Regions from separate parts of the Homo sapiens genome. Here regions 1, 2, 3, 4 and 5 are each linked to region 6. The links are chromatin loops, found by intact Hi-C in ENCODE. Cell type or tissue: PC-9. All regions are shown on one strand. Region 1 overlaps SLC67A1-AS (SLC67A1 antisense RNA). Region 2 overlaps KCNQ1 (potassium voltage-gated channel subfamily Q member 1). Region 3 overlaps CARS1 (cysteinyl-tRNA synthetase 1). Region 4 overlaps TRPM5 (transient receptor potential cation channel subfamily M member 5). Region 5 holds the start of MRGPRG (MAS related GPR family member G). Region 6 overlaps KCNQ1 (potassium voltage-gated channel subfamily Q member 1).

Region 1 (5,000 bases), 360 kb before region 6:
ATAAAACCCAAAAACTCCCCCAAAAAGCAAAAACCCAAAAGCAAATACAAATAAGACCCCACATAAGCTCAATTCACTAACTGCTTCAAATTAAAACCTGGGGTAACCCAGGGAAGGGGGCAGCTGTAGATAGGGCTCAGCAGGGGGGCCCCAATCTTAAAATCCCCAGCAGTCAGCATGCGTGCCAGAGGCCTGTGCTTATGACAGGGCCCAGCACTCTGCAGCCAGCCCCACCAGGCTGGCATCTTCACCACTGACCAGGGCTTGCCTGGGTCTGGAACTCTTGAGCCTCAGTTTCCCCATCTGTGAAATGGGGACAACGTTAATCCCTGCCTCACGGGATGCTTGTGAAGATTAGACAAGATCATTTGCACATCAAGTGCATGGCATGAGGCTGCCTGGCAGAAAGGGTGTGCTGCAGTGGCAGCTGGTACTGACCAGCAGCTAGGGGATGGGGCCACTGCTGGGTGCTAGGCACGTGTGCCTCAGTGCTCACTCAGGGCTGGCGTGAAGACTGATGCATGAGAGTCGGAGTGACCTGTATCCCATGGACTGTCCTGAACTCTGACAAAGGTGGGGTTCACTGCCCAAACTGCTCATCATGTAGATAACATTTCATCCTAGGCTTGGCACGGTGGCTCATACCTGTAATCCCAGCACTTTGGGAGGCTGAGGCAGGTGGATCATGAGGTCAGGAGTTTGAGACCAGCTTGGCCAACATGGTGAAACCCCGTCTCTACTAAAAATACAAAAATTAGCCAGGTGTGGTGGCAGGCGCCTGTAGTCCCAGCTACTTGGGAGGCTGAGGCAGAATTGCTTGAACCTGGGAGGCGGAGGTTGCAGTGAGCCAAGATCGTGCCACTGCACTCCAGCCTGGGCGACAGGGTGAGACTCCATCTCAAAAAACAAACAAACAAACCAAACCCCTTTCACCCTGCCTGCCTGTTTACATGGCAGGGGTGTAGGTGCCTTTCCTCCCCGCCAGCCCACATCTCTGGGTATAGAGTGAATGTCCAGTTTTCATTACAGCACAGCTGGAGGGGTGGCCAGTGGCAGCTCTCTGCCCTGCCTGCCCCTCTAGGTTGGAGGGAGAGGCTGATGATGGTGAGGGTAGTGGCATCCTCAAGAGGAAGGCCGCTGTGCCAGGCACATACTGACTTGCCCTTTAAGCCTCATCAGAAGCTTTACAGATGAGAAAGAAGAGGCACAGAGAGGTTAAGCAACTTGCCCAAGGACACACAGCTAGTAAGAGGCAGATGCTCTGCCCAACTCCACAGCCTACTTGTTTGCTGCTGGCCAGGCAGTGCCTGTCCCCTGTTCCCCATACTGTTCCCCTTGCTGGGCCAATGCTGAGGAGCAGGTCTGATAGCCTCCAAGGTGAAGCCAGCTCCTGAGCTGCAGCCCCAAGCCCTGCAGCCCTCTCCAGCGCCCTCCCCTGGGCCCATTCTCTGCTCACTCTCTGAGCTCGGCCTGTGTGCCGCCACCTCCCTAACCACTTCCCCAGCTGCCCTGATTGCTGGCCCCCAGCTCCCAGCCAGAAGCAGGACTATGATTCCTTGTTGTTCCGAAGCAGCCAGGGCACAGTTGTGCTCAGGACTGAAGGGTGTGAGTGTCCATACGTGCCCAGGCAGTGACCACGCGGTGGGCAGGTGCAGGCCCGACACAGAGGCTGCAGCCTCGGGGCTGGCTGTCACCTAGGGGCTCCGGGCAGCAGCGCCAATGGCGGGAACGAAGGCAGAGGGCGCCGGGCTGCCGGCCGGGCCTGCGGGGGGATAGGGCAGGAAGAGGAAGAGGAGGAGCTGGGGATGAGGAGGGAAGGAAGGAGGAGGGAGGGGAGGAGGGGCAGGGGGAGCAGAGAGGAAATGGGGGAGGGGCGGCAGGGCGGGTACCCACCTCTCCGCAGAGCGGGCTCTTTGTCTCCCCTCCCCCACCCCCTGGAGACGGGCGAGGCCCACGTGCTGTTTCCCACTGAGGTGCGAGTGACACCGCCCCACCCCCAGATCCGAGGGGTGTTGGGGTTTGTGAAAAATGCGCTCCTGCCCGCTGCAGCCCGGACAGCCACACTGGGCAGAGCCCCCATCTTACACTTGAGGGGACTCGGGGCCAGAGAGCAAGGCCCTGGCCCAAGTCACCCCCAGGTGTGAGGCATGAATGAGGTGGGTGGGGGTCCTGGTGGCTGTGCCGTTTCGGGACGCCAGGGGGCAGCAGGCGCCCAGCTTCAGCCCTCAGGCTCCAGGCTCCAGTGGGCGGGAGGCTGCTTGGCTTCTGGCTGCCCCTGCGGCTGGGGAAGGGGGCACGGGCAACCTCTTGGTTGAGCATCTACTCTGAGCAGCCCTCGCCTGTGGGGTGCAGCCACCTGGGAGTGTGTTAACCTGGGAGGCCGCCAGGGCAAGCCTGCCGTCACCTCCTGGCCTCTGCGCTCGGTCTGGCCAACTGCCCTGGCTTCAAAGCTCAGCCAGGAGGAGGTGGAGAATGGGAGGGAGGAAGGAATGAAGGAAAGAAGGAAGGAGTTAAGTGTTGGGGGCTCCCCTCCTTCTCTGACCCTGGAGGTCAGTGGGGCGGGACCCCAGCCCAGGGCAGGAGGTGGCTTCACTGTCTCTGACTTGCTGGGGGACCCTAGGCCGGTCACTCCACCTCTCTGGGCCTCAGTTTCCTGCACAGGAAAGTAATAGGATTCAGAGAGGTCACGCCATGTAGCAGGCGCTTTTAACTGACATCTGAAATACAGTCTCCCTCAAGGCCTGGGAAGCCCCTTCACCCCCGAGGGCCCAGTAGGGGTGAGGCTTCCTCAGTAACTGCAGGCCCCTCCTCCTGCAGTGGAGGAGGGAGTGGTGGGGTGCATCTGGGGGCCCTCATGCCACCTCTCTGGAGGCATCCCCACTCTCTGGCATTTCAAATAGGCCCTGAGCTTCTCTGAACGCTGTGGCTTGGGTGTGGAAAGCAGGGTGGGAGGGAGTGGCTTGGAGAGGCTTTGAGGCCCTGGCGCCCCCCGTAGGCAGGAGATGCTGGTCACAGGGGTCTCCCCGAGCTCCAGCAGGAAGTCAGGGGGCTTGGTGGGAAGGGAGATCTGCTCACACCAGATTTGTTTTTCCTGCTGTTTCCCTGATAAAGTGAGCCACTGGGCCTGGGACCCCTGTGTCTGTGTCCTGTGGATTGGCAGGGAGAGGAGGAAAGGCCTGGTGGGCTCAGAGCTGGCTGCAGGGGTGTCTGACATAGGTCCCCACATGTCCTTGAGACCCTCCTCGGTACCTGCTTCCTAGCCCGGGAGCCCCCTTCCTAGCCCAGAAAGGCGCCGTGTGAAGCCCACGATGACCAGTGGCCCTCGGTTTCCTGGAACATTCAGTGCCGAAACCAGCAGTCTCAGGCAGGCTGGGACCAGGGGGTCCCTCTCTTCCAGACCCCAAGGGAAGCAGCCCCTGGTCCCGTTCTGGAGCAGGGGTGACTGTTCCCTATTCCCACTGGGCCTCTCCTCAGGGCCTGCCCAGCTCCGCCCATCGGTTCCTGGGGAGTGAGGACCCCTGGCCGGAACCCCCAGCACAAGGCAGTCCCTGTAATCGGAGCTTGTGCCGCATGTGGCCACGTCACCGCAGGGAGGCCGGCACCTGCGGAGGACGTGCCTGGCAGCCGCCCCAAGAACAGCCTGTCCTGGGGGGCGGGGCGAGCCTTGCGCGCGGGGAACTGGTGCGGGGGAGCTCTCCTGGCCCAGCATGGCCCCCCGCCAAGTGTGTGCTGAGCCGCCTGTTGCGGGAGGGGGGGCCTTGGGTTAATCTGTCACTCCCCATGCCCCTGGGGCCTCTGGGCTGGATGACTCCCCACCCCATCTTATGGATGGGAAGGTGGAGGCTCAGTGGGGGCAGGGAGCTCTGGGGCCTTTGGGGGCACAGCCAGTCAAGCTCCTGTCCAGGGCTGGTCTGAGGACCTGCTGCTGGGTGATGTGGTTTGAGGCCAAAGGGGTGGCCTTTCCAGAGTCAGGCATCCCTGGGCAGGGTTGTACCCTGCACAGATGCCCAGCCCTGGCTCTAGGGCTTGGGGTGGGAGATGTCAGGGGAGATTCCCAGGGCCCTTGACTTCTTTCTTTTCCTGCTTTCTTGTGCCCTCACAGAAGTCCTATGGAGGGGCTCAGGCTGGGTGAAAGGCAGGGCCAACCTCAAGTCTCAGTGACCTCAGGCAGGTGGCTTAACCTCTGGGAGCCTGAGTCCCCTCCCTTGCAAAATGGGCACGAACACACCTCCCTCTCAGGGGTCTTGGAAGGATTAAATGAGGCAACGAGCCCAGCCCTGGGTTAGGGCAGGGCCCTGAGCAGGCACAAGATGAAGGCAGCAAGTGTTGTCATTGTTTATAATATCCCTCTGGTCCTCTCCACAGGGCACCACCTGGGGAGCAGCTGGGGAGGCAGCCGGGAAGGGCACAGACACCTCTTGCAGGGTCCCTGGGGTGCTGTGGGAGGGTGGTACTGCTGAGGGCAGGCTCCGGGTACCTGGAGACTCTCTAGTGGGCCCTGGAACAGCACAGATTCAGATGGTGTCCAGCCCTCACCTCCTACCCACCTTGACCCTGTGCCTGCAATCCCCAGCCCTTTGTGATTGATGGGTGATATGGGGCCCATGGCTCAATGGAACATTCTTTGAGGCCTTCGTTTGTTTGAAGACAGATAGCTCAGGGCCTCAGAACCCAGGGAACAGGCCCGAGGCAGGTTTCACCATGGGTCAGAGGGGAAAGAAGAGCTCCCGGCCTGTCCTTGGTCACTCCCTGATAGGGGCCATTGGCCCACTGGCCGGGTGTCCTGTGTCCCAGAATTTGGGTTCCCTGGGGCTCTGGGTAGGGATTGGGCCTAACCTAGGACGGGCATTCCTAGCCCTGTGAAGCCACCTGCGGCACACATTCCTGATGGGGCCATGAACATGCCGACAAGGCAGCTGTACAGCTGCCACACCCGGGAAGGGGAGGCCTCGGGCAGCCGGGGAGGCACTGGAGTGGAGGTCACCCGCCAGAAAGCACAT
Region 2 (5,000 bases), 160 kb before region 6:
CTATTTCTAGGAAATAAAATTCAAATTCCATCAGGTTTTTACAAGATCTGCCCTGCTTACCTCTCTGACCACTGTCCTCCCTCACTGAGCTTTGGCTCTGCCAGCCTTCTTCTTCTTTGTTAAATCTGCCAAGTATCCCTCCTGCCCCAAGGCCTTCACCACCTCTGCCTGGCTTGTCTTTTCTGGTGATCTTCCCTTGACAATTCCTTCTTCTTATTTAAATCTCACAGGAAATTTTGCTCTGACCTGCCATATCTGTCATCCCCTTCAGTCACTCACTAGCTGACGACTACCTTTCGAGTCTCTGCAAAGCACAGGCTACGCTTTTCTAGTTCCTTAGACATCTACTTATTTGTTGGCTGCCTATCTCTTCCACCGGAAGAGAGGCCCCAAGAGAGCATATCTGTCTTCCGTATAGGGTCCGCACATGGTGGGTGTGTCACAGATTTCTGTTGAATGGTTTCATTCATTTATTGAACGAAGGAAGAGGCCAGGCCAGGAAAGTGTGCCTCCATTTTCACAACTCAGTGAGAAAGCAAATAGCATGTCAAAATCTGACCCCTTGCAACCAGGGTTTCTTAGCCAGCCACACTGGTAATGCTTGGGACAGGATGTATCTTTGTTGTGAGGGGCTGTCATTTATATTGTAAGATGTTTAGCACCCTGCCTGGTCTCTACCTAGTTGATATTAGTAATTCTCCCATAGTCATGATAGCCAAAAATATCTCCAGACATTGCCATATGTCCCCTGGGGGGCACCGCAGATGACAACCACTTCCTTAGAACAGCTCTTGGGACTGGGATGGTGTCTCTGCTGTGGCTCTTTAAAGGCAGCAGGCCCTGGCTTGCATCCTGCCACATCTAACACCTATAGCCTCACCACCTCGGTGAGAAAGACCCTGGCCCAGGCCTGGCCAATCAGAGTACCCTCTTCCCTGGTCAGCAGTATAATTTGTTTGGCAAGCACTTCCAGTCCCACAACCTATGGGCTGCCACCCAGAGGTTTAGTTGGAACTACGTGTCAGCTGCCGTCCCTCAGCCATCTATGGCATGGGCACCTGTGGCTTGACCAAGTTGGAGGTGGCCTAGAGAGGCCGGGCTGGGCCTGCTCACCTTCTCCAGTTAGTGCAGACTGATGAATGAGTGGTTCTCAGCGGATACCGGATCCAGGTTTGCAGTACACTCCAGGAGGAGGACGAGTAGGGTTTCCCTCAGAGCAGGCCTGGATGGGAGGGCAAGGGGTGGCCTCTAATACTGCCTTTCCTTCCGGTGCCTTTATCAGCCTGTGCCATGCTCCTCTGAACTGGCCGGCCCCAGCATGTCCAGGTTACTGGCAGGAGCCTGTATAACCCAGGGTTCCAGTCACACCAGCCAGGAAGGCCCATGAGGCTGGAGCGCACCCAGTCTCTGGCTGCTCTGTCTGCGGAACTAAAAGCCTTTCTCCCAGAGCCTTTCCTACGGCTGGGCGAAGCTCTTGTTTGCAATTTAAATGTGGCCTCATTTATGGAAGAATCCCTGCTCCTCCGAAAAGCCTTGGGCTCAACCTCCCTAGCAGCCCGGGCCTCAGCCAGGAGAAGAAATGGATCTAAAAGGCCTTTCTCCTGCTAATTGTAGCAATTAGCATTAGAGAATGGGGACTCGATGGGGGGCCAGCGCCTGGCAAAACAAGCTTATTCCCAGCTTAGGCCCAGGCCCAGCTCCACACACTGCTGCTTGGCCAGACTCGGCCCCCACCCAGGGTCTGGTTGGCTTCAGGGCAGGGAGAGAGGGCCCAGGCCTGTGGGTGCTAAGAGCAGTTGTGGAGGGTGTGCATCTGAGTTGTTAAGCCTGGTAGCTGTACAGGTAGCCCTGGGCTATGACTTGTGGTCCTCTCAGAAAAGGGTCTGACTGGAACGCAGAGCCAGACCAGATATTCATGAGTGGATCACAGAGTGTAGACTGAGGGCTATCTGGTGATTGACAGAAAGTAGTCTTGGGGCAAATGACTCTTAAAGAGTAAGGAGCCATTCCCCTCTATGGCTAACTGGATGCCTTTCTCTCCCCCTGCTCCAGAAAGGACTTCCTGTTCCTTCACTGAGCGTGCTTGCTTATGAGGCTTCTGGAAACCAGGAGAGTTCAGTGGGCCTCATTATTGAGCGTATGGGCAGGACAACCTGCTTGGGACATAGGCCATGCTACAGTTGATTTTAGCCAGCTTGCTGCATCTACACAGCACAGTGCCTTCCCAGGCAGTGAATTATGTCTAACAGGCAGGGGAATGATCATTGCCTCATGTTAGGGATGCAGTCATTCAAGAAATATTTGTCAAACACTCAGCAGGTACTAGACCCTGGCCCAGAGGGAGGGATTTGATAGGAGCAGGGACCTGCCTACCCTCCCAGGGTTAGTGGACAAAGGGGAGAAAGACTAACTAATGTTGAAGGACCGTTTGCACCCTGAGGGGAGTGCTGAGGCCTGGGAGCACAGCAGGTGTATAGCAGGAACCCACTGGAACTAGCCTGGGGTCTGAAAAACTCCCTTGGGGAAAGTGGCAGGGGCAGGCCAAGGGCCCTCTGGTGGTAGGGAGCCTGTGAGCACCTGGGATGGAAAGAAGCCAAGCATCTGAACTACCAGAAAGGCAGCTGCAGGATTAAGCAAGACCCACAGGTCTCTAAACTTTGAAAGGATGTCTGTCCACTGAGTAGATAATTGATTGGAATGGGGCAGGGGATGTGAGAATGCCAGTTAGGAGATGCCTGCAGTACAGAGAAATGGTGGCCTATCAGGACAGTGGCAATAGGGATGGAGGGAAGCAGGGAACCTCTAGAACTATGGATGGGTGAAGTAAGCCTGGCTTGGTGATGGGCTTGAGGTGATGGGCAGGTGGTGAGGAAGCGGGTGTATCGGAAATGACCCCAGAACTTCTGACTTGTGCCACTGAAAGGATGGGTGACACTGAAAGGACAGGGGCCTTCAGTAGAGTGGGCTATAAAATGATGGAGGCTGTGGAGAGGAGGTGGGGGCAGGTGACTGGAATGTGGGTCTGGCTGGGTTGGAGAGACATTTGGGGGGTCAGGGCCTCACAGGTGGTCTGGAAGCCCTTGGTGCTGAGGGAACAGCTTAGGGAAATGGTTTGCATAGAGAAAGGCACTGGCATTTAGTGGCCATGCCAGAAGGGAAAACCTGCCAAGGAGACTGAGGATAGAGCCAGAAAGATGGCAAGAAAGCCAGGAGAACTGGAGGGATGGAAAAGAGGACCTAGGGGTCATGGTCCTGGCAGAGGTCACATTGGATCCAGTGCTTGTGATTCTCTGATTGCTGGCAGTGGATGGCCACTGGCCTGCAAATGGCCCTAGTGGAATGTCCCCTGCCTGTGTGGCTCCCTGTGGGCTGCCTCTCCCCTGGACAGATGGGGAGAGACCCCTTCCCCACCTGGTTCTCTGTTTCACCCTTGGAACTGTGGCGGTAAAGAGGACCTCCCCACAGTACGTGCAGGGAACAAGCTAGGTTGACTCCCTCAGGGAGGCCTCGTCCTTGCTGAGGTATTTCATAACCTCAGGATAGAGAAATCCCCCCAACTTTAATGCAAAGCCAAGCAAGCTGAAAAATGGCCTTGAATAGGCTGAGATGAAAAAACAAAGAGGCTGTCAACATCAGAGACTCAGTGGGGGCAGGGAGCTTCAGTGGACTCCCCACAGACAGCAGTTCCTGGGCTTCTATGCCCAGACCCAGAGGCCTGAGCCCAAGATGTCAGGATGGGTGGTCACTGTAAGTGCAGTGGATTGTAGCTCAGGGGTGAGACATCGCCTTTTTCTTGTCAGCTCTCCTTCCTGATTAGTGGCTCAAACAGCCTTCCGAGACTCAAGGGGTTAACTGCAGATCCTCTAACTCCTCCACTTGCTAATTTTTAAACACAGCTGAGCTCTGAGCACCCCTCCCAAGGCTGTGAGAGGCCAGAGGCCAGCACAGACTCTGCACCAGGTCTGCACAGCCTCCACCCCTACTGTTGTCAGGAATCTGCAGGCATCTAGAACAAAGGTGCCTCCATTATTTCCCTCACCCAGCATATCCTGATACCTGAGCCAAGAGTTCACCCAGAGCTTTTGCCCACTTCATTGATGGTCTGGTGGGCTTTTGTTGACACATACCCGTGACTCCCAAATGAACCTTTCAGGTTGGCTTAAAGCCGCTGGGACCTACACATGACAAAACCCAGACGGAAACAGTGGCTTACACTCCTGTGTCCCTAAAGGTACCTGTTCCTAACAGTGGGAGTGCCAGAGCCTGGAAGCTGGAAGCCAAGGAGACAGGGACCTCCCTCCTGCTGACCCCCTGCCAGGCCACATCCACCTAAGGGATTTGGGATCATACTCCATCTTCAACCACTGGGATCAAATGGAAAGCCCTCAGGAATTCTGAGAGACAGCCCCTATACCTATGTGCACTGACACACATACACTGACAAATACGCATTCTGACACATATATGAACATGCACATATGTGTGCCCCACTCCCTGCCAGGAGGTGGGTTCTGTCCCATCTTTGACATGTTACTTCTTGTCCTTCCCTAGGCCCAGTGGCACTTTCTTTGTGATAGGTGCTGAGACCCCCCCGACTGGGCCCAGTGGCTGTTCCCAGGACCCAGTCTCTGCTCTTATCTTAACCCAGCTCTAGCTCCCAGGACCCCAGCCTTTCGCAGGGAGAGAGATAGCTCTTTTGGTCTGGCACATGTTCCATGCCAAGTAGTGGAAACAGCAGCTGCAGGGCAGCCTCAGACTTGACATCATTTAATCCTTGTGACAATCCTACAGGGAGGAAGACACTACACATATGTGCAGATGCAGCAAGGAGCAGCTCAGCCACATGGAATGACTTGCTTGAGGTCACCAGGCACTTGACACAGCAGAGTTTAGCCCAGTCTCTGGAGAGACCAGCCTTCCACATCCTGTCATGCTGGGGAGGGCTGCCCGCTTTTTGTCCCTGCTCCCCCAGTTCTAACCCCGGAAGAGCGATTGTCCCT
Region 3 (5,000 bases), 490 kb before region 6:
CGGATCACGAGGTCAGGAGTTCGAGACCAGCCTGGCCAATGTGGTGAAACCCCATCTCTACTAAAAATACAAAAATTAGCCGGGTGTGGTGGCGCATGCCTGTAGTCCCAGCTACTCGGGAGGCTGAGGCAGAAGAATCGCTTGAACCCTGGAGGCGGAGGTTGCAGTGAGCTGAGAGCGTGCCACTGCACTCCAACCTGGGTGACAGAGCAAGAGTCCATCTCAAACAAAAAAAAAGGAAATAAGTGAGCTAAGCAGTCAGTCAAAAAGCTGGGAAAGGAACAAGAAGAAGTAGAAAGAAATAGGAGGAAATAAAGTAAAATCAGAGATTAAAGAAACAGAAACAATTGTAAAAGCCAAAAGCTGATTCTTCTCAAAAAATAATATAGAAGAACCCTTAGCAAGTTTGATTAATAAAAGTAGAAGATTGAAAAACATATTAGGGCTGAATTATAGCTCATGCCTATAATTCAGCACTTTGGGAGGCCGAGGCAGGAGGATCGCTTGAGGCCAGGAATTCAAGACCATCGTGGGCAATGTAGTGAGACCGCATCTCTACAAAAATTTTAAAAATTAGCTGAGTGTGGTAGCATGCACCTGTAGTCCCAGTTACTCAGAAGGCTGAGGTAAGAGGGTTGCTTGAGCCAGGGAGGTCGAGGCTGTAGTGAGCTGTGATTACACCGTTGCACTCCAGCCTGGCTGACAGCAAGATCCTGTGTGTGTGTTTGAATGTATGTATGTATGTATGTATGTTTGAATAACAAGACAAAAATGGAATGTAACTATGGATATAGTAGAGCATTTCTTAAAGTCCTTAGAGGAAGCCGTGAACAACTCGCACTGCATTTGACACTTAGATGCCGGGAGGGAACTGGCAGCACATGGGAAAGGTGGGAGTGGTAAGTGGAGCAGTGCCCTCAGGTCACGTGGTGAAGGAATGTTCTGGAGGCAGCTAGAGCACACTGACTCACCACTTTATGATGAATTTTGCTATCTGGCCCCATCTAGGGTCTTTTTCTTAAATACCATTTATTCTTGGGCCCATTTTCTTCCAGAATGACTTCAGCATTGGTTTAAGTTCCAGGAAACAGGAGTAGAATCTAACAGCCAATATGCAGGACCAAAGAGGGACATGGATTTCCACCCCTCCACAGTCAGTGATCAGACGTGGGCACATGACCACCCCCGCAACCTCCCCCCACCATGGGGAGTCATAAGGAGTGTAGCCTTAGCTCTGTGCAGTCATGTGCTCCTCGCCATGGGGACTCTAATGGTAGAGGAAAAGGGGAGGGGTGATGCTGGGGCCCAAGTGGTCCTAGATGATGACAGCTCCTCACTCCGCCAAGTAAGATGACCCACCAGAGGCAGATGGGCCATGCAGACCACTCGGGAAGGCACGTGGCAGGAAGGCCTAGTGCAGGGAGGAAGCTCCCCCAGTGGGAGAGAACAGGACCCTGTTGTGCTGGTATGAACATGCTTGTAGGGTCAAAGCTAGAAACACTCACTCTGCCTCTGGGGAGAGAGACAGGAAATGAAACCAAGAAGGAAAACTTGAAAGACATTGTGTTGTAACCATAATAGGTCTGTTGCCCAATGCACAGCGAGTCAGTATACCGGGATACCAGGGGTTGCCGTAGAAGAAGCGTAGTAATTGTATGGTGGACAAATGGAGATGGGAGGAAACCTCAGATCCGCCTCCCTGAGATTTGGGGAGGGGTTTTTAATTGCTCTGGACAGGTGATGGGGATTGCCGGTTGCTGGGGAAGTGAGGGGCGAAGTCATGGGACAGGGAGGTAAACCACATTTCTGCGACGAGTCAGTTCCTTGGTGCAGGTCTTCAGACCAGTTGGCAACAGCTGTCCTGCTGGAATTCAGGATCCAAAAAATACCTTAAGCAGTTCTTGGTAAAAAGGTCCAGGGTTAGAGATTCTATCGCTAGGAACAGTGGTGGAGCAGGTGGTCAGCGTGCTATGTGACTCTCAGTTAGAGCTGCAGGGAAGCGGATGGACGTGCACTGCACCTGGCCAGTGACCGGCCTCATCATTCTGCCTATAGCCTGCCTTGGAATTCTCATTAACCCTATGAGGGCAGTTGCAGTGTGATGTTTGCTGAAGGATAGGGTGTTTGTGGGGAGGGTCCTGTGTTCTCTGTTATCAATTTTTTCAAAGCGTATTTTTAAAAAATCAGATATAAACTTTCATGAGTAAGTTCATAATAATGAAAAGTTGAAAACGTGAATGTATATTTTCTATCAAAGAGCATCTAAAAGCGAATGTCATGGGCCATATCACATTGTGCTTTTGCGGAATTGTCAGTGGCAGAACAGTGCGGAGGTAGAAGGAAGCCAGGACAGCGGCCTTCCGTGTTGGTGGATAGATCTGGATTTTGCTTGCAGAGGTTTTTTGTGTTTTTGTGTGTTTGTTTTTTAATCTGGGAATCAGTATACCAAAATGGTAACAGTAGTAATTCCTAGGTTAAAAGATAATGGCAATTTTTTTCCTAGTTTTCTTTTTTTATCTTTCAAATATTCTACATTTAGTACATATTTTATAATCATGAACTTGGTGTTTAGAAAAATATATTTAGCGGTGCTTTTCCTCTGGACTCTGTTTCTCAGGGCAGCTTAGGTCTGTTGCCTGATTAGGCTCCTGAAAAGTGGATTTGTCACCTGGAAAGATCTCACTGCAGCTTCTTCAGGGTCACCTGAGTTAGAACCCTAGATGGAGTCTGTTCTTCCTCCACAAGGGGGTGACAGCACCTAAGGCAGCCCTTAGACCAGGGACCAGGAAAGGCTGCAGCAGCCGGGCAAGACCTGGCGTGGGTCCTGGTAACCTTATGCCTAGAGTGAAGACCTCTGCTCTGCCCATTCATCGAACAAAGGGTGATTCTCTGCGTGACCTTTGGACTGGCTCACAGGTTTCTTTATTCACAGCAGCTAATCTTTTCCATTGGTCCTGCATGTATTGTTGAGAGAAATCTGCAGTGATGGTGCATTCCTTTTCTGGGGACTCAGACCGCCTTGTACCCTGAGTGTCAGGTGGCTGAGTGTCACCGAGTCAATGCATGGAATTCACCAAGGGGTTATTTCTCATCCCTCTGGCAAGGCATAGACAGTCTTGTTTTTGTTGGCCAGGTGATCATTGGCTTTGTCCAGGAAATAGAACTTGTGCCAAGAGCAGTACTCCCCTTTTCTTATGGCCTTCCTGGACTATTCTTTAGTTTCCTTCACCTATTTTCCCCTTATAAATACACAGGAACAGCAAATGTCCCCTTCACCACTGCACTGCCACCAGGTTCCCTGCAGTAGTACACAGCAGCTTAGCTGCATCCTTGTATCCCCCGGGACCCATAAGCAGATAGTTGTGCGGGCCCTTGACATATTGACCCCACCCGCATGAACCAGGCAGGATCCCTGAGCCATGCCCCAGTGGCTGCACCACTATGTCACCTCCTAGCTTTAGCCCAGGGTTCTTATCACTTGTCCTAGACACTGGTGGGCTAATGCTGTGAGAAGGCAGCAGGAAGGTGAATGTCTTACGGAGACCCCAGATGTGGCCTCAAGTCAGCCAGGTATATAAGCTGGTGACTTTGGGGATTATGTACCGTTTTGTAAATCTAGACACTGGGTCAACACCAGAATCTGGTAATACATAGTTAACTTGAAGAAATGCTTGAGCCAAGTTAATAAACAGAAGTTAGTCAGAAGGACTGCCCATTAGGCACCGTGGATGGCCTTGAAGTGAGACATGTGGGTCTGTGGGTGCTGCTGAGTGACCTTGCCTGGCGTCCCTCGTGTTTGCAGGTGACCTGAGCATCTCTGCAGACCGCCTGAGTGAGAAGCGCTCTCCCAACGACTTTGCCTTATGGAAGGCCTCTAAGCCCGGAGAACCGTCCTGGCCGTGCCCTTGGGGAAAGGTGAGCGAGTGGCCTAGAAGGTGTGGGGCTTGGACAGGGGCACTGGCGCCAGCCACACTCTCAGGCCCCCAGCAGAGGGCCGCTCTGTGTGTGAAGGATGTTGTCACTGGGCCAGAGCCTGGTGCTGGTGCAGCACAGGCTGCCTGGCCCCGGGGACCTGGACATCATGGAGACTCCCTGAGTCTCTGGACAAATCACTTCCCTCCTGGGATTTCTGTTTTCTGGTCTGTAAGTGGAGATGTGATCAGAGTAGACGTCCATGGAGGCTTCTTGGTTCTTGTGTTCTGTGACTCTGAGTATTCCAGGCCCCAGGGTGTAGGATGCGTTCTGATCTTCCCGGTGACAGGAGTTGTTGACTGCAGGGTACCCTAGGAAGGGGCGTGACCATCTGCAGCTGTCAAGGGCTCAGAGGTCTGGATGTAATTCAGTAACTTCACCTAAACCTCGGCCCACATAGGACCGGTTTATGAACTTCACCAAAGAAGGCTATCCTTAGTCTTTTTTTTTTTTTTGAGACAGAGTGTCACTCTGTCACCAGGCTGGAGTGCAGTGGCGCGATCTCAGCTCACTGCAACCTCTGCCTCCTAGTCCCGGTTCAAGCAATTCTCCTGCCTCAGCCTCCTGAGTAGCTGGGATTACAGGCATACGTCACCATGCTCAGCTAATTTTTGTATTTTTTTGTATTTTTAGTAGAGACGGGGTTTCACCATGTTGGCCAGGCTGGTCTTGAACTCCTGACCTGGTGATCCGTCTGCCTCGGCATCGCAAAGTGCTGGGATTACAGGTGTGAGCCATCTCGCCCAGCCTTCCCTTAGTCTTTTCATGTGCGGGATTTAACGCTTGTTCCAATAAAGTTCAGAGGATGTAAGGGCCATCAACTTGGAGTGATAAGTGATAAAGGCCTGGACAAGCGGGTAGGCTGGTCAGTCACTGTGTGTTCGGCTTTCTCCAGGGTCGTCCGGGCTGGCATATCGAGTGCTCGGCCATGGCAGGCACCCTCCTAGGGGCTTCGATGGACATTCACGGAGGTGGGTTCGACCTCCGGTTCCCCCACCATGACAATGAGCTGGCACAGTCGGAGGTAG
Region 4 (5,000 bases), 100 kb after region 6:
AACCACTATTACCACGACCAGCATCATCCCTGTCATCACTACCATAAACATGACCACCATCATCACTACCACCTCCATCACCACCACCAAAACCACCACCACCAATACCGTCACCATCACCAAAACCACCACCACCAACACCACCTCCATCACCACCACCAAAACCACCACCACCATCAACACCATCACCATCACCGCCACCAAAACCACCACCACCATCAACACCACCATCACCACCACCAAAACCACCACCACCAACACCATCACCATCACCGCCACCAAAACCACCACCAACACCAACACCGCCTCCATCACCACCACCAAAACCACCACCACCATCAACACTGTCACCATCACTGCCACCACCCTCATCACTGCCACCAACATCACCACCACCAAAACCACCACCACCATCAACACCGTCACCATCACCGCCACCACCCTCACCGCTGCCACCAACATCACCACCAGCACTATCATCATCATTACTACCACCATCACCACTACCACTGTAATTACCACAACCAGCCACCACCACCACCACCACCACCACTAGTATCACCACTGTATTAGAACTGCCTGAGACTGAGTAATTTACCGAGGAAAGAGGTTGAGTTGACTCACAGTTCAGTATGGCTGGGGTGGCCTCAGCAAACTTACAATCATGACGGAGATGAAGGGGAAGCAAGTCACCTTCTTCACAGGGCAGCAGGATGGAGTGAGTGCAAGCCAGCACCCACTCCAGGTTCTGCCAGTATCTGAGTGGCAAGAGGGAGCCAGCAGGAGTTCCAAGGAAAAGTGATCCTAGCAGATCACCAGAAGCCAAGGCTCCAAGGCTTCTTTGGGTTTTATTGTCAGGGTAATAGGGAGCCATGGAAGGTTGTAGGCGGGGAGGAACATGACCTGGCACTGAACCAGAGTTGGCTGGGGAAGAACTTCTGCAGTTTTTTTGGGTGTCCAGGAGACAGAGGTGGAGGGAAGGACCAGGATAGATGAAGGACTGTGCCCCCCAACTCCATAGACTTAGAGGCACCTTCTTCACAGGGCAGCAGGATGGAGTGAGGGGAAATGCCAGATGCTTATAAAACCATCAGATCTCATGAGAACTCACTCACTATCATGAGAACAGCATGGAGGAAACCACCCCCATGATCCGATTACCTCCACCTGGTCCCGCCTTTGACACATGGGGATTATGGTGATTACAACTTGGAAGGGAACACAGAGCCAAACCATATCAAGCACCCATGCCATCATCATCATCACCATCATCCTAACTATCACTGCCATCACCACCACCATCACCAACATCTGAACCATCCCCACCACTACATCACCCACACTGATATCACCATCACCATGACCACCATTATCACCACCACAATCACCACCATCTCCAACATTATCACGTTATCAAAAACACCACCATGGCCACCACCAGGATCATTATCACCCCCACCACCATCATGACCATCAGCACCACCATCGTACCACACCATCACCAACACCACCAGTACAATCATCACCATCATCGTCTCCATCACCACCATCACCAACATCACCACAATTATTAACACTATCATCATCACCGCCACAATAAACACCACCATCAACACACCACAACCACGATCATCACCACCACCATCATCATACTCATTGTCATCATCACCCTCATCATCACCACCACCATCAGCAGCAGCACTGCCACAACCACCACCACTATCATCATCACCATCACCATGAACACCAGCATCACCAGTGACTATAGTCACCACCACCATGATCATCACTACCACCATAACAACCAACACCACCATAACCACCACTACCCCATCACCATCACCACAATCATCACCATCACCACCACTGCCACCACTACCAGCTACCACCACCATCATCATTACTACCACCTCCACTATCATCACCACCACCACAACCATCATCACCACCACCAGTACCAACACTATCACCATCACCACCACAATCATTATCACCACCACCATCCCCTCCACTGTCACCATTGTCACTACCACCATGACTACTATCATCATCCCATGATTATTACCACCACCATCACCATCACCAACACCAATACCAACACCAACACCACCAACATCATGACCACCATCACTACCACCACCATGATCAACACTACCACTGCAATAACCACCATCACCACCATTATCCCCACCACAATCATCACCACCACCACCTTCGTCACCCACCACCATCATCATCATCACCACCTTTATCAGCACTAATACCATCAACAACACCACAGTCACTACCACCACCACTGCCATTTGCACCACTATCATCATCATCTTCGTCATCATTCCCACCACCATCACCATCACTATCATCACCACCCTCATCAACGGTAATGCCATCACCACCCCAACTACCCTCATGCCCACCACCATCACCACCACCGCCACCATCATCACAAACACCGCCATCAGCACGGTCCCCATGATCATTGTCACCACCACCATCATGACCATCAATATCATCATCACCACCACCACCACTACTGCCACCATCATCACCACCACCACCATCACCTTCACCCGTTACCACCACTGCCTCAGACTCTGCCCATGGTCCTTTAGCGCCCTCTGGTGGCTGACAGGCCAGACTAGAGAGGCCACCAGGGTCCCAGAGAGCAAGTCCCAGATACTGTCCCCCACCATTCCTGGAGTTTATGGTTTGAGGGGCCCCGAACAGGGGGTCCTTGGAGTCTCTTTGGGAAGGGGCACACAGAGGTATCCCCCAGGCTCTGTTCTCCTCATGTGTTACCTGCAACCTCCCAGAAGCCAGGCTATTAGAGTCCCTGTTTGACACTCCAAGGTACTGAGGCCCAAGTGGCTAAGTAGCTCAACAGCTATGCAGGATCCAATCCCAGGACTGCGGGATTCCAGAGGCACACTCTGTCCCACTGGCACCCTGTCCTGACTCCGGATGCAGGGACAGTCCTCACAGAGCATCCCTGGTGCTGACCGGTGAATGGACATCACTCACAGCTGGCCCACGGCTGTGCAGCCTTTCCAGCACAGATGAGACACCATGGGGGCCGATGCCCCACGGCCTCGCAGGGCCACAGCAGGGAGGAGACAGTCCCTCTGCCTCCCTGTCCTCCACAGGACAGCTGGGCCCAGCACCCCGGCATGAGACGTGTGCTCTTGAGGCAGCTCCTGTTCCTACTTACTGTGGAAACTGAGGTGAAGAGCCCTGTCCCATCACATTTCAGGGTGGATTTCAGCTGCATCGGTCCCGGGCCACCCCGCCAGACATCGCCAAAGGAGGCAACGACAGCAATCTAAGTGGCCTAGAAGCCACGTCCACACAGGGTCTCCTCTCCCAGTCAAATCGGACATGCCCCCAGGGCCTTGGTGCCAATCACACCTGAGGACGGCCAGCCCTTGGTGTCTGGGTGGCTTTGGAGACAGCAGGCCTGTGGGCTCGGCCGTGTGGAGCAGGTGAGGTGGTGCCCTGTGTTGGTTCATGGCCAGCTCCCTAGGGCTGGCATTGGCTGCCCAGGTGCCAGGAGTTGTGGGCGGGGAAGAGGAGGAGGAGAGGCTTGAGAGTTGGGCCCACAGGCACACCCTGCAAGGTAGGCAGACGGCTCCACCCGCGCCTTGGCCAGCAGCCGCGTGTCAGGGTGCTGGGGAGAAGGCAGACAGGTAGGGACCCTCACACCGCTGACAGCCCAGGTGGGGAGAAGGAGCAGGATTGTACCTCCTCCTCCCAGGTGGGAAGGGCAGGTGGGCATGAGAGGAGTGGGGACCAGGACAGTGCGGCTTTGGCCACACCCCTGCCTCTTGCCTCAGTTTCCTTATCTTTAGCAGGGAGGATCCCCGCTTCCCTGGGCTGTGAAGGGCCGGCCCCACTGGGGTGAGGTGGGGCATTCTGGAAGGGGCTGCCCAGTGCTGGAAGAGGGTCTGGGCAGGAGGGCCAGCCCCACGGGCTCTGGATCTGAGACTTCAGGGGCAGTGTCTGGCCAGCAGCCTGCAAAGGCAGGTGCGGCTCAGAAGCTGAGGGCGAAGGGAGTGGGGCAGTGGGAGGGGTCTGGGGTCACCAGGTCACTACTGTGTCCTCTTGCCACCACTTCCCTGAGCCGTGTCCTCCACTGCAGCCCAGGGAGATGGGGCATCCTCATAGGGAGGACACAAGGACACACAGCTGACTTCCAGCCTGCTGCACGCAGGGACCTTTCTGGCACCCTCCCCTTGTGACTGGCCGTTCCCCCAAATCTCACAAATGAGGCAGGCCCAGGGAGGCTGAGGGACCTGCCCAAAGTTACACAGCCTGGTGGGGATGAGCGGGGCTGGGACCCCAGGGCCTGGTCATCCAGCTCTGCCCTGAGCTGGTCTTGGGGAGCCCAGGAAGCCACATTTGGCTCTTGGCTGCGGCTACAGGTGCCCCGCTGCCCTGGGAGCCCCAGCGCCTTCACCGTCTGGGGGGCTGCCTCAGTTTTGCCTCTTGGGAGTTCTGGGGTGGACTTCTGGCCAGGGGTCACGATGGCCCCTGGCTGTCCCGGGCTCCCTGCCCCACCCTGGGATGCACAGGGAGGGGTGCAGAAGACCTGGGCACCTGCTCATGCAAATCCCAGCTGTTTGCATCACCTCCCTCTGGGCCCATTTGCCTGGTGCCTAGCACCTGGCCAAATGCCTCCTTAGTCCCTGGGCTGGCCGGCGGGGGCGGGGGGCACCGAGCCTGGGCATGGGGCAAGGGGTGGTTGCGGCCACCAGGAAGGTGAGGCTGCCCCACGCTGCTACTCGGCTTCCCTGACCTCAGCTGCTGGGTGCCCAGCTCTGTCCCGTCCTCGGGAGGAAGGAGGTGCTGTGGGCCCTGGGAAGGGCCAGAGCTTTGGTTGTGGCTGCTTCCACCTCTGATGGCTGCTGGTCGTCCCGGGGGTCTTGCATAGAGTCAGGGAGGCACTGCCGAGCTCCAGGCTGAAGGGTACTCCCGGATGTCCTATCCCAGAACTTCCAAGAGGC
Region 5 (5,000 bases), 680 kb before region 6:
CCGTGTCTCTCACCGCTGACGCCGCCACTGCTGAGCCTGGTCCTGATGCATCTCCCAGGACTAAGAACATGACCCATGTGGATCCTGGGGGAGGAGGGATGGCTGGAAAGGGAAGGGCTGCTCTGAGACCCTCTGCCTTTCAGCGCAGCTTCCGGTGGCCAATCTCTCTCGCACTCTGAGAACATCCTCGGGACTCTCAGCCTCGCTCCTTGCAAGTGGCCACTTGTATCTGCCCCTCCCCTTGTGTTAGTGGCTCCTGGAGAGGCCCCCTGGCCCTGCCACCATCACCAAAGCCCCTCTCTTGGCTTGAGGCTTCAGAGCAGCCTCCTGAGTGCACCGCCGGCAGCATGAGCCCCGGGATTCAGCTTCTGCTTAGGCCAGGAGTGCACAGGGAAGGCTGGGGGCTCCCTCCAGCTCCTCACACCGCATCTTCCCTCCTCCCTCCTCCTCAGACCACCTGCAGCCTCTGCCTTTGGGCACCTCCCTGGACACCTCCAGAGACCCTCCGGGGAGGGGACTTCGCCAGCAGGCTGGTCTAGGCTCACCAGGTGGGAGCCCCATGAGGGTCCACCGTGGAGAAGCTCCCACCTCTGGGGGAAGAGGAAGGCGCCACACGTGGGTTCCCCATGCACGTTCCCTCTGTCTGCAGACCCTTGTCTGGCACACGGTGGAGGGTGCAGCATCACCCTCACCACATCCATGAGGGACATGGACATCTTTTCAGCAAGTTAGTCCACCCTGCCAGGAGCCCAGGGCCTGCCCTCAGGTATGGGGAGGCATTAGGCACGCCTGACCTGAGGTGCAGAGGGCTGAGACCCGGCTGAGGTCCCGCCGCTGGGAAGGGTGGTCCAGGGGCTGCACCCAGAGGGCACCTGCAGGGCCATGGATGCCACTCCCTGTGCCCCCAGCGGGGGCACAAAAGACTCCTGAGGACCATGTCTGTCTCCATCTTGCAGGTCCCTCGCCAGCACCCTCTGAGCCGGCCAGGATGTTTGGGCTGTTCGGCCTCTGGAGAACCTTCGACAGTGTGGTCTTCTACCTGACGCTGATCGTGGGCCTCGGGGGACCGGTAGGTAACGGGCTGGTGCTCTGGAACCTCGGCTTCCGCATCAAGAAGGGCCCCTTCTCCATCTACCTGCTGCACCTGGCCGCCGCCGACTTCCTGTTCCTCTCCTGCCGTGTGGGCTTCTCCGTGGCTCAGGCTGCCCTGGGCGCCCAGGACACACTCTACTTCGTGCTCACCTTCCTGTGGTTCGCGGTGGGGCTCTGGCTGCTGGCGGCCTTCAGCGTGGAGCGCTGCCTCTCCGACCTCTTCCCCGCCTGCTACCAGGGCTGCCGGCCCAGACACGCCTCGGCCGTCCTCTGCGCCCTGGTGTGGACCCCGACCCTGCCGGCCGTGCCGCTGCCCGCCAACGCCTGCGGCCTGCTGCGCAACAGCGCGTGCCCCCTGGTCTGCCCGCGCTACCACGTGGCCAGCGTCACCTGGTTCCTGGTGCTGGCCCGCGTCGCCTGGACGGCTGGCGTGGTCCTCTTTGTCTGGGTGACCTGCTGCTCCACTCGCCCGCGGCCCAGGCTCTACGGCATCGTCCTGGGCGCGCTGCTCCTGCTCTTCTTCTGTGGCCTGCCCTCGGTCTTCTACTGGAGCCTGCAGCCCCTGCTGAACTTCCTGCTGCCCGTGTTTTCCCCGCTGGCCACGCTGCTGGCCTGCGTCAACAGCAGCTCCAAGCCCCTCATCTACTCGGGGTTGGGCCGACAGCCCGGGAAGCGGGAGCCGCTGAGGTCGGTACTGCGGAGGGCCCTGGGGGAGGGCGCCGAGCTGGGTGCCAGGGGACAGTCCCTGCCCATGGGTCTCCTATAAGTGGGCTTGCCCCGCCCACAGGGCCTGCCAGGAGGTGCCCACCCCCACCGACCCTCGCTCACCCCACACCCAGATGCTTTCAGGACCAGGAGGAGCCCCGCCCACCACCTAGCTCTTACCCTGAGCACCCAAGGGCTGGACACAGCTGGAGAGACTTGGCCCTGACCACCCCCCAGCCAGGCCTGCTGAGGATGAGGGAGGCAGAAAATGGAGCTGGAGAGAGGTCAGGCAAGGAGAGAGAAAGGAGAAGCCTCCTGAATAGGGGTGAGGACAGGCACCACGCCCCCAGGCCCAGCCCAGATCCCCTTACCCGGCCCCTCCCCACCCTGCTGCACCTGAGTCACAGGGGAGAAAACTGCACAATAAAACAGAGCCAGCCACCAGCCCACAGTGGCCGGATTGGAACCCAGGCTTCCGGACTCCTGGGCTAGGTGGGCGCCGTCCATGCCACCTGCTGGCTGAGGCTCTGATTCGCCCCCTACAGAGTTGAGGTGGAACTACTCCTTACTCCCCGCCCTGCTCAGCCATCATTGTCCTGCCCACCCCGCGGGGACCACACCCAGGGCTCTGTCCCCCTCTCTGAGGCCCAGGACTGGCAGGTGCCTGATGTCACCAGCAGAGGCCACCAGGTGGTGCTGCTTCTGCACAGAACAGACCCAGCCCCGTGGGCCGGCGGATGCAGGAGCCTCCATCCCCTCGGTCCCCTCCCATCCCCTCCCACACTGGTCCCCACCCGGCCTCTCCTGCGTCCCCAGGGCCATCCGCTCTCTGCGGGTTGCTCCCGTCTCCCACCTCTGCTCTCACCCTCCCTCCTCAGCCCTGGATCATCTGGAGCTTTTGCCCCAAGTGTTTGCTTTGGAGAGAGAGAGAGAGAGACAGAGAGAGAGAGAGAGACAGAGAGAGAGAGAAAGAGAGAGAGAGAAAAGAAAAGAAGGAAAGAAGGAAGGAAGGAAAAAGAAAGAAAGAAAGAAAGAAAGAAAGAAAGAAAGAAAGAAAGAAAGAAAGGAAGGAAGAAAGGAAGGAAAAAGAAAGAAAGAAAGCAAGAAAGCAAGAAAGCAAGAAAGCAAGAAAGAAAGAAAGAGAAGAGAAGAGAAGAGAGAAGGGGAGGGGAGGGGAGGAGGGAGGGAGGAAGGAAGCGAGGAAGGAAGGAAGGAAGGAAGGGGATCCAAGTTTCCAAAGTGCAAACCATTTGATGTGTTTTCTGACCATGAAATAAAATACTTTCTGGTCATTTTTAAAACATTCAAGCCCTACGGAAAATACTAAAAAGAGAAATCGCCAAAATTTTTTTCCACCCAAATGGGGACATTTTTGATGAAAAGCACTCCAGTTATGTATTTTTTTAAATAAAGACCTGCAGAAATTTTCTTTTTTGCCCAAATGAAGGCATTCAATGGGTGCTCTTGGTGCCGGGTGGGACATTCTGCAGCTGCCTTTGCATAAAGTTGTTCTTTTTCCACTAGAAAAGTAAAACGTTGCTCGTTTATGGAAACTTTGAAGAAGGTTAACAACTGGAAAGAAGAAAAGCTTACATGTAGTCCCCCAACCCAGAGGCACGCACCTTTGCTGGTTTTTCTTCCTTCCCCGGGATGAATGTGTTCTGGCCACGCCAAGTCCCGTGCCCGCCTGCCCGCTGCCAGTTCTCCCTAGACCGTGCTCTCAGGACTGGAAGCTCAGCAGGGAGTGTGGGCACTGTTGGTCTGAAGGCCATCTGGGGGGCTCAGGAGGATGGGAGTGTGGGCACTGTTGGTCTGAAGGCCATCTGGGGGGCTCAGAGGGACGGGAGTGTGAGCACTGTTGGTCTAAAGGCCATCTGGGGGGCTCAGGGGGACGGGAAAGCCTGAGCCCTGGTGGCAGGGGGAGGCTTAGGCTTTGAGGGCAGGGTGGGAAGGGTTGTTCATTCTTGTGACACTTCACACAAGACCCCAGGAGCTGTGTGGCCTCCTTCCTGAAAGACCTGGAAATGGGATAAGGGTGGGGACAGTTTCAGAGGTGAAACCTACAGGATCTGTCCCATCCTCCCAGCCCAGGAAATAGCTGCAGGGCCCCCTATGGGGCCATCCATCTGTGTGCAGCAGGACAGGAAGGCGGCTGGCTGCTGATGGTGTCTGGGGCGCATGACAAACAGCCCAGTCTAGACAGATGGAGAGCGAGGGGCTTCTGCCCCGGCACCCACTGCTGAGCCCAAAGACAACCAGGTCGAATTCTGTACCTGGAGAAGCTACAGCCACATGGAAGGACAAGGTTGCCCTGGGCTGGTCTGGGTCCAGGCAGCCGCAAAAGCTGGACTACAGCCCAGATGGAGCTTCGCTCCGGTCCTGCCCGCTCTTCTCGGGCTGAGTGACCTCCAGCGTGTCACCTGACTGCTCTGAGCCCAGGTCTGTGAGAGACATCAGGGCAAGGTCTCCTTGCCCGGATGGCAGGGATCCAGGTCTCCACAGAGGGCGGCCCGCCCAAACCTTCAAGGCCAAATGAATCACCTGGCCCACCTCTGCAGACCTCCAGGTGTGTCCCGCCCGCCCTGACCTTGGCACACCCACCTCGCTGCCTTCTGCTGTCCCTGCCCCTATCACTGTCTTGCCCAACCTTCAGGGGCCTGTCCTTGTGACTGTCTGTCCTGCTCTGTGATGCCCAGGGCTTCCTGGCAGCAGAAGCTGAATTCTCAGCTCCTCTAGTGTGCACCTGCCCTGTCAGCACCCACGGTGACCACTGTGCCCAAGCAGCCCCCACCCCTAGCCAGCACAGTCCAATGTGTCATGTGCTTCCCATCCCTGCTTATTCGCTCCTGTGTTTGCCTCTTTAGTGTCTGTGTCTCCCTAGAAGATGAGCTCCATGAGGGCACAGAGCCAGCAGCTGACTTGCTGCTGTCTCCCTGGGACTGGCAGGTAAAGCGGCTTGATGAGTTGTTGTCAAATGGATGGACAAGTGGATGGATGGCTAAGTGGATGGATGGATGGATGGATGGATGGATGGATGGATGGATGGATGGATAAGTGGATGGATGGATGGATGGATGGATGGATGGATGGGTGGGTGGGTGGATGGATGGATGGATGGGTGGGTGGGTGGATGGGTGGGTGGGTGGATGGATGGATGGATGGATGGATGGATGGATGGATGGACCATTGAAAGAGATGTGGTC
Region 6 (5,000 bases):
GCGGCCTCAGAAGGGAGCATTTTGATGGATTCCCAGAGGCAGGGGGCCTGGTCCCAGGTCTTCAGGGGGTACCAGTCACCTGACCGCCCTCTCTCAGGTGCAGAGTGGGTGATAGAGATGCTTTCAGGAAGCTCTACGGCCAGCGCATGAGAGAGACGCCACAGGGCTCTGAAAGGCAGTGAGTGGGTTGCACAGGGCTCCCCAGGACCAGGAGCTCCTGGTGGATGGGGATTTCAACAGCTTCAGTGTCACTAAAGGGGAAGGCAGGAGGGACTTGTATCCGGTGGTCCTCAGTGATCAACACTGGGCTCCGGAGAGCCGGCCAAGTCACTTCTCCTGTCCCCACAGGGCAGTGGCTTCAAGTTCCGCTTGGTGGATTCTGAGCCTTTGTTCTTGGAACTCTTGCCGGGACATCAGGGGTCGACCCTGACCCGGGAGGAGCCTTGGCAGCTGAAGCTGGGTGGCAGCTGAAGTTCAGCCCACCTGGGTGTCCCCAGCTGCCCCAGACAGACACTTGGGCCTACCCTGCTCCACCTGCCCCTGGTCCACTTTCACCTTCGCTACCCTTACCCGCCCAAAGCCTGCAGGCCAGTGTCTAGCGTCCTTTCACCCTGAACAGGCTCCGAGAGCCTCTGTCTCCCTGGGGTGGGCTCCAGGCAGGTCTCAGGACAGATGAGTGAGAAGTTTCTCCTACAGGCTCATGGGGCAGTGACCTGAAGTCTGGCTGGGCAGAGCTGCAGGCCACCCCGTGCCCTGGGGGCTGTGCAGACAGAGGGCCCACATCTGTCAAGTCCTCTGGGCCTAGCTCCAGGGGCTCAGTGCAGACAGGAACCAGGGCTCCAGCCCGCACATACACAGGGCCCTGCAGTGAGGATCCCAGGGGTGCGGAATCTCAGTCCAGCTCTGCCTTTCATGAGCCCATGGGCTGCTTGCACATAGATCCTGGCACACAGTAGGTGCTTAATAAAGATTTGCTGGCTGAACAAATGCAGGCGGAAACAACCCTGCCAGGGAGAAGACGACCGCGTTCTGAAGCCTCAGAGTGGCCTGGGTGGTGGGGACCGGTCTTAGCTGGGTAGCTCCCAAGTGACAGGGACAAAAAGGCAAGTGAGCCCACAGGCCCACAGAGGGACACAACTCTTCCCAGAGCACCCTGCAGCCCTGAGGAGGGAGTGGGTACCCCCGTCCCTGGGCAACCAGTCTAGTGGGGAGTTGCCCCCGAAGCAAGTGTGCAGGACGGGGCTTCGTCAGACCCATAGGAGCTCACCAGGCAGGGCGAGGCAGGCAGGGAGGAAGACAACCCTCAGCGGGCGGCAGCTGCAGAGGGAGTCAGACCTCGGGGTGGGTGGAGGAAAATCCTGAGTCACCCACTGGTTCCCCAACCTGGGCAAAGGTGCCTTTGCTCTGCGTCTTTTCCCGGCAGCGGCAGAAATGGTGCTGCGGGAAACCGCCCCAGGCCGTGCGCAGAGCAGGCTCCTCATCAGAGCAGCTGCGGGTCCCAGGTGAAAAACACCAGGTGAGGACCTGCGGGCCTGCGGGCGCCCTGAGCAAGTGGAGGCCAGGGCGCTGAGGACAGGACCCGACCTTGTTCCACAGAGAGGGCCGCCCAGGGCCGTCACGGAGGCCCAGAGACTCCCTACAGGGTCTCACTTTGCTGCTGGGAGGGAAACTGAGGCCTTGCTCTGAGCTGGGAGGGAAACTGAGGCCTCGCTGTGTGCTGAAGGCGCAGCAGAAACCCAGGCAGTGGAGGCTGCAGCTGGCGGGAGGGGTGGGCCACCGGGCGGGGCGGAGGGAGCCTCAGCAGAGGGGAGGAAGCCGCAGCGATGACCTCATCCCCTAGGCCTCCGGGGCCGCAGCTCACGGGGTTTTTTAACCACAGGCATTGCAGGACAATTCCCTGGTATGTTCACCACCAAAGGCGCGGACTAGCCGTGTTTGTGTTGTGCTTTTGAGTGCCTCTCTCTTTGTGTGGAGTTTGACAAAAGCTGTGATCCTGGAGACAAAAGCCAGGCCCTCACCTGGGCCAGGGCAGGGTCTCTTACTGCAGAGAGCAGGGGGCCAGTTTCTAGCAGCAGCTGGCTTCGGCAAGAAACAGGAGAGCCACCCAAACCGGGAACTCCTTCCCAGGCAAGAACACGCAAAGCACACACACGTCAGACACACGTGTGCACACACACACCAGGCATATGTGTACGCATGTGCGCACGGAGCTACCCACAGGCACGCACACGTACACTGAGTGCACACATGCACACGTGTGCCACTTCCACAGACATGGGTACACAGACGTGCACATGCACGTACGTACACACGTGCACACACAGCCCCCTCTGAATTCAGAAGCCAGGTTGGGGCCCTCTTTGCAGCCCAGGAAGTGGCTCTCCTCCCTGGGAGGCCTTGAGGAAATCTCCCTGCCCAGCAGATTTCCGACGTGGTGTTCACGTGGTGTTCACGGTGCCGGCCGGACCCCAGCCGAGACCAGATTCCTCCCGAAATGGCTTTTTCAGGCCCACCGCATATCCCTGGTTCAGCAGAATGCCTAATCCCTCCGAGGCCGCGCTGGGGTTTCCTTAGCAGTGCTGAGATAACAGCTTTCTGGCACTGCAAAGCTGGGCGTACGAAAAGAAACGAGAAAACAGGGGCTCCCTGGGAACACATCGCTTTGATCCATTTTTTCCCCCAACATTTAAACATCGTGCTCTCGGAATCCCTCATGCGGGTCCTGCACCCGCCCGGCCCCTCCTGGGTTCCCCAAGGCTGTGGTTTGGGCTCCCCGCGCTCAGCACTCCTTGGCGGGTGCCAGCAGCTCCTGAGTTGCATGTAGCACGAGCGCCCTCTGGCGTCTACAGGCCTTCCCGCCGCCTGGCCCCAAGGGCTGCAAACACCTTTGCTTCTCGTACCTCCCCGAAGCGCCCCCAACCGTCCTTCCTGCAACCCTGCACAGCCTCCCTCTGCTGGAATCAAGAACCCAACAGCCGTCCTCACTCCTCCAGGCCTGAAGCCTCGGGAACCTGCTGTCAGGTGACTTCTGCCTGTGCTCTGATCCCCACAGCCCTGTGCCTGCTGTCCGCTGGAAGCTGTGAGCCCTGGGAGGGGTCCCTGCCTGCCCCGCCAGCACCAGCTTACCTCCTTCTCACTGTGCCCCTCCCACCTGAGCGCCCCCTCCTCCAAGCAAGTGGTCACTGTCTCCCCACCCAGAGCCCACGCCTCAGTCTCGGCCCTGATGTGTCTGTACATCCGCCTGTCAAGGCCAGGCCCACGGCTGCCTCACTCTCTGCTGTGTCCCCAACGTGCCCCCACCATGGCCATGACTGAGTGACAGCTGGACCCTCAAATCCCCTTGAAGGATTTGTTTCCACGCGGCCAGTGCTTCGAGAGACTGCTGGGAAGTGTGGCAAGGCGAGTGGGAGGGTGTCTCCATCACGCAGGGGCAGCTGAAGCCGGGAGCACATACCAAGCTGGGTCATCCTCGCTGGGCAACTCTGGCCTATGCATTTGATGCAGGGAGGGACATGCACGGCCAGGAAGCGCCATGCAGAGCTTGTGGGGTTAGCGCAGCCACGGGGTCCCACCCTCAGGGAGTGTGGAATGGCCTGAGGCAGACAGATGCTTGTGAGCCTCCCAGAGCCCCATGAACCCAGAACAGGGCAGGTCGGCGGGGATGGTGTGCAGGATAGTGCCAAGCAGAGGCCTGAAACCTGACAAGAGGCTGAGTGCTGACACTCCCGAGGACAGCCAGGTCCAGAGAAGAGGGCTTGCAAAGGCCCTGGGGCAGCCAGGAATGTCCAAGGCTTGGCCTGGAGTGAGTGAGCCCAGGCTGGGTGAGGTGGGGTGGGTAGTGTTACAGGTGATGGGCCTGAACGTGGCACCACCTTGGGGAATGTAGCCTAAACGTCACAGGGAGCTTCTGGAATGATCAGGTTTTTGTCTTAGAAAGTCCTCCCCAGCTGCTGTTTGCAGGGTTGCCTGGTGAGACGCAAGGTGTGGCAGGGAGGCAGCTGGCATGACAGATAAAGGGACAAGGGAGGCGGCCAGGGTCTCTCTGCCTTCCAAGCAGTGGAAAAGGCAGAGGGGACTGCAAGGGGGACTACAGCAGAAAGGGGGCTCTATGCTTGGGGCCACGGGCTGCTTCTCTGCCATGCCACCCCGGAGGAGAGGGAGCTGCAGGGCAGTGAAAGGGCCGGTTCCTGCTGACCAGGGGTTTGTGGCCACAGTTCAGCAAATAGCCACCAGGTGGCGCACAGACCCCAGGGATGCGCAGACAGTGGGCAGGGCTGCTGGGATGAGGACCATCTTGGAGGCTTCCCTGGGGGCACAGCTCAGCACTGTGTAGGGTCTGCCCTCCTGCCTGGGCAGGGCTGCATCCTAGGGAGCAACCCTACCTGGTCTGCTCCATGCCCCTGTCCCCTGCCTGGTTTAGATGCCGCATGGGGGCCTTGGGGTGCTGCTGGTGATTCTAGGGCTGCAGACGGGCACATGAAGCCCAGGGCACGTCTAATTCTCGAGCTGCAGACGGGCATGTGGAGCCCAGGGCACGTCTAATTCTCGAGCTGCAGACGGGCATGTGGAGCCCAGGGCACGTCTAATTCTCGAGCTGCAGACGGGCATGTGGAGCCCAGGGCACGTCTGAAGGTCCCTGCAGGTCCAGCCTGGGTGCAGGCTTCTCCAGGCTTCGCCCTCCCAGCTGCCTGGGAGATAACCACCTAGGAAGTGAGGACCTGAACTTGGACGCTGTGGTGCTGACAGACAGCCCTGGCTGGGCAGGAGCACCTGGGTGGGCTCACGTTAGCACCGGGGCTCCATTTAAAACCAGGCAAGTCCCAGGCCACCTGGGGGCGAGGGGCTAACCACCTAGATCCAGGTTAGTACGTGAGGGATGGGACAGGCAGGATCTCACGTCTCACACACAGCACAGGCATGAACACACGTACATACACATAGGTACACACACGCAGCGACACATAGCTATACATAAATACACACAACACAGCCATGCATAA

Evidence for each region. Hi-C counts contacts between places; a loop is a spot of excess contacts. Peaks named below come from ENCODE experiments on the same cell type or tissue, not always from the same donor. Only the 100,000 strongest peaks of a DNase experiment are listed, where the experiment ranks them.
Region 1: it touches region 6 in a loop (16-fold over the local background); 110 of 110 quality-filtered maps call a loop at or near these places.
Region 2: a loop joins it to region 6, with 5 times the contacts of the local background. A loop is called at or near these places in 19 of 110 quality-filtered maps.
Region 3: a loop joins it to region 6, with 15 times the contacts of the local background. A loop is called at or near these places in 8 of 110 quality-filtered maps.
Region 4: a loop joins it to region 6, with 32 times the contacts of the local background. A loop is called at or near these places in 98 of 110 quality-filtered maps.
Region 5: a loop joins it to region 6, with 12 times the contacts of the local background. A loop is called at or near these places in 9 of 110 quality-filtered maps.

What each region holds. Positions count from the first base shown.
Region 1 is chr11:2,889,442-2,894,441 of GRCh38, reverse strand. All of the region lies in intron 2 of SLC67A1-AS (SLC67A1 antisense RNA), which reads left to right. Among named protein-coding and RNA genes, the nearest start is that of CDKN1C, 6.2 kb to the right of the region's middle. RefSeq lists an enhancer at 1,808-2,607. In PC-9, CTCF peaks have their summits at 1,925 and 2,129; a DNase peak (open chromatin) is centred at 1,461; H3K4me3 peaks cover 1,435 bases; H3K27ac peaks cover 885 bases.
Region 2 is chr11:2,690,087-2,695,086 of GRCh38, reverse strand. The region is part of intron 11 of KCNQ1 (potassium voltage-gated channel subfamily Q member 1); the gene reads right to left. KCNQ1OT1 (KCNQ1 opposite strand/antisense transcript 1) reads left to right here. Exons shown (of 1, transcript NR_002728.4): 1 at 1-5,000. Among named protein-coding and RNA genes, the nearest start is that of KCNQ1OT1, 7.4 kb to the left of the region's middle. RefSeq lists an enhancer at 1,349-2,216. In PC-9, a CTCF peak has its summit at 2,524 (motif pointing left); no DNase peak of the experiment used is centred here.
Region 3 is chr11:3,019,135-3,024,134 of GRCh38, reverse strand. CARS1 (cysteinyl-tRNA synthetase 1) reads left to right here. Exons shown (of 23, transcript NM_001014437.3): 11 at 3,803-3,915; 12 at 4,868-4,996. Among named protein-coding and RNA genes, the nearest start is that of CARS1-AS1, 7.8 kb to the left of the region's middle. In PC-9, CTCF peaks have their summits at 2,568 and 2,767 (motif pointing right); no DNase peak of the experiment used is centred here; H3K27ac peaks cover 483 bases.
Region 4 is chr11:2,426,004-2,431,003 of GRCh38, reverse strand. It overlaps TRPM5 (transient receptor potential cation channel subfamily M member 5), which reads left to right. Exons shown (of 29, transcript NM_014555.4): 4 at 3,251-3,479. Among named protein-coding and RNA genes, the nearest start is that of TRPM5, 16 kb to the left of the region's middle. RefSeq lists a silencer at 2,511-2,805. In PC-9, CTCF peaks have their summits at 2,421 and 2,621 (motif pointing left); no DNase peak of the experiment used is centred here; H3K27me3 peaks cover 1,707 bases.
Region 5 is chr11:3,214,802-3,219,801 of GRCh38, reverse strand. MRGPRG (MAS related GPR family member G) reads left to right here and starts at 989. Exons shown (of 1, transcript NM_001164377.1): 1 at 989-1,858. The coding sequence starts at 989. The coding sequence ends at 1,858. It overlaps MRGPRG-AS1 (MRGPRG antisense RNA 1), which reads right to left and starts at 1,470. Exons shown (of 2, transcript NR_027138.1): 1 at 1,243-1,470. In PC-9, CTCF peaks have their summits at 2,219 and 2,455 (motif pointing right); a DNase peak (open chromatin) is centred at 2,501; H3K27me3 peaks cover 907 bases.
Region 6 is chr11:2,530,796-2,535,795 of GRCh38, reverse strand. The region is part of intron 2 of KCNQ1 (potassium voltage-gated channel subfamily Q member 1); the gene reads right to left. Among named protein-coding and RNA genes, the nearest start is that of KCNQ1, 88 kb to the right of the region's middle. RefSeq lists enhancers at 1-240, 2,991-3,100 and a silencer at 2,074-2,234. In PC-9, CTCF peaks have their summits at 2,647, 2,847 (motif pointing left), 4,038 and 4,241 (motif pointing right); DNase peaks (open chromatin) are centred at 1,345, 1,865 and 2,855; H3K4me3 peaks cover 1,061 bases; H3K27ac peaks cover 1,143 bases.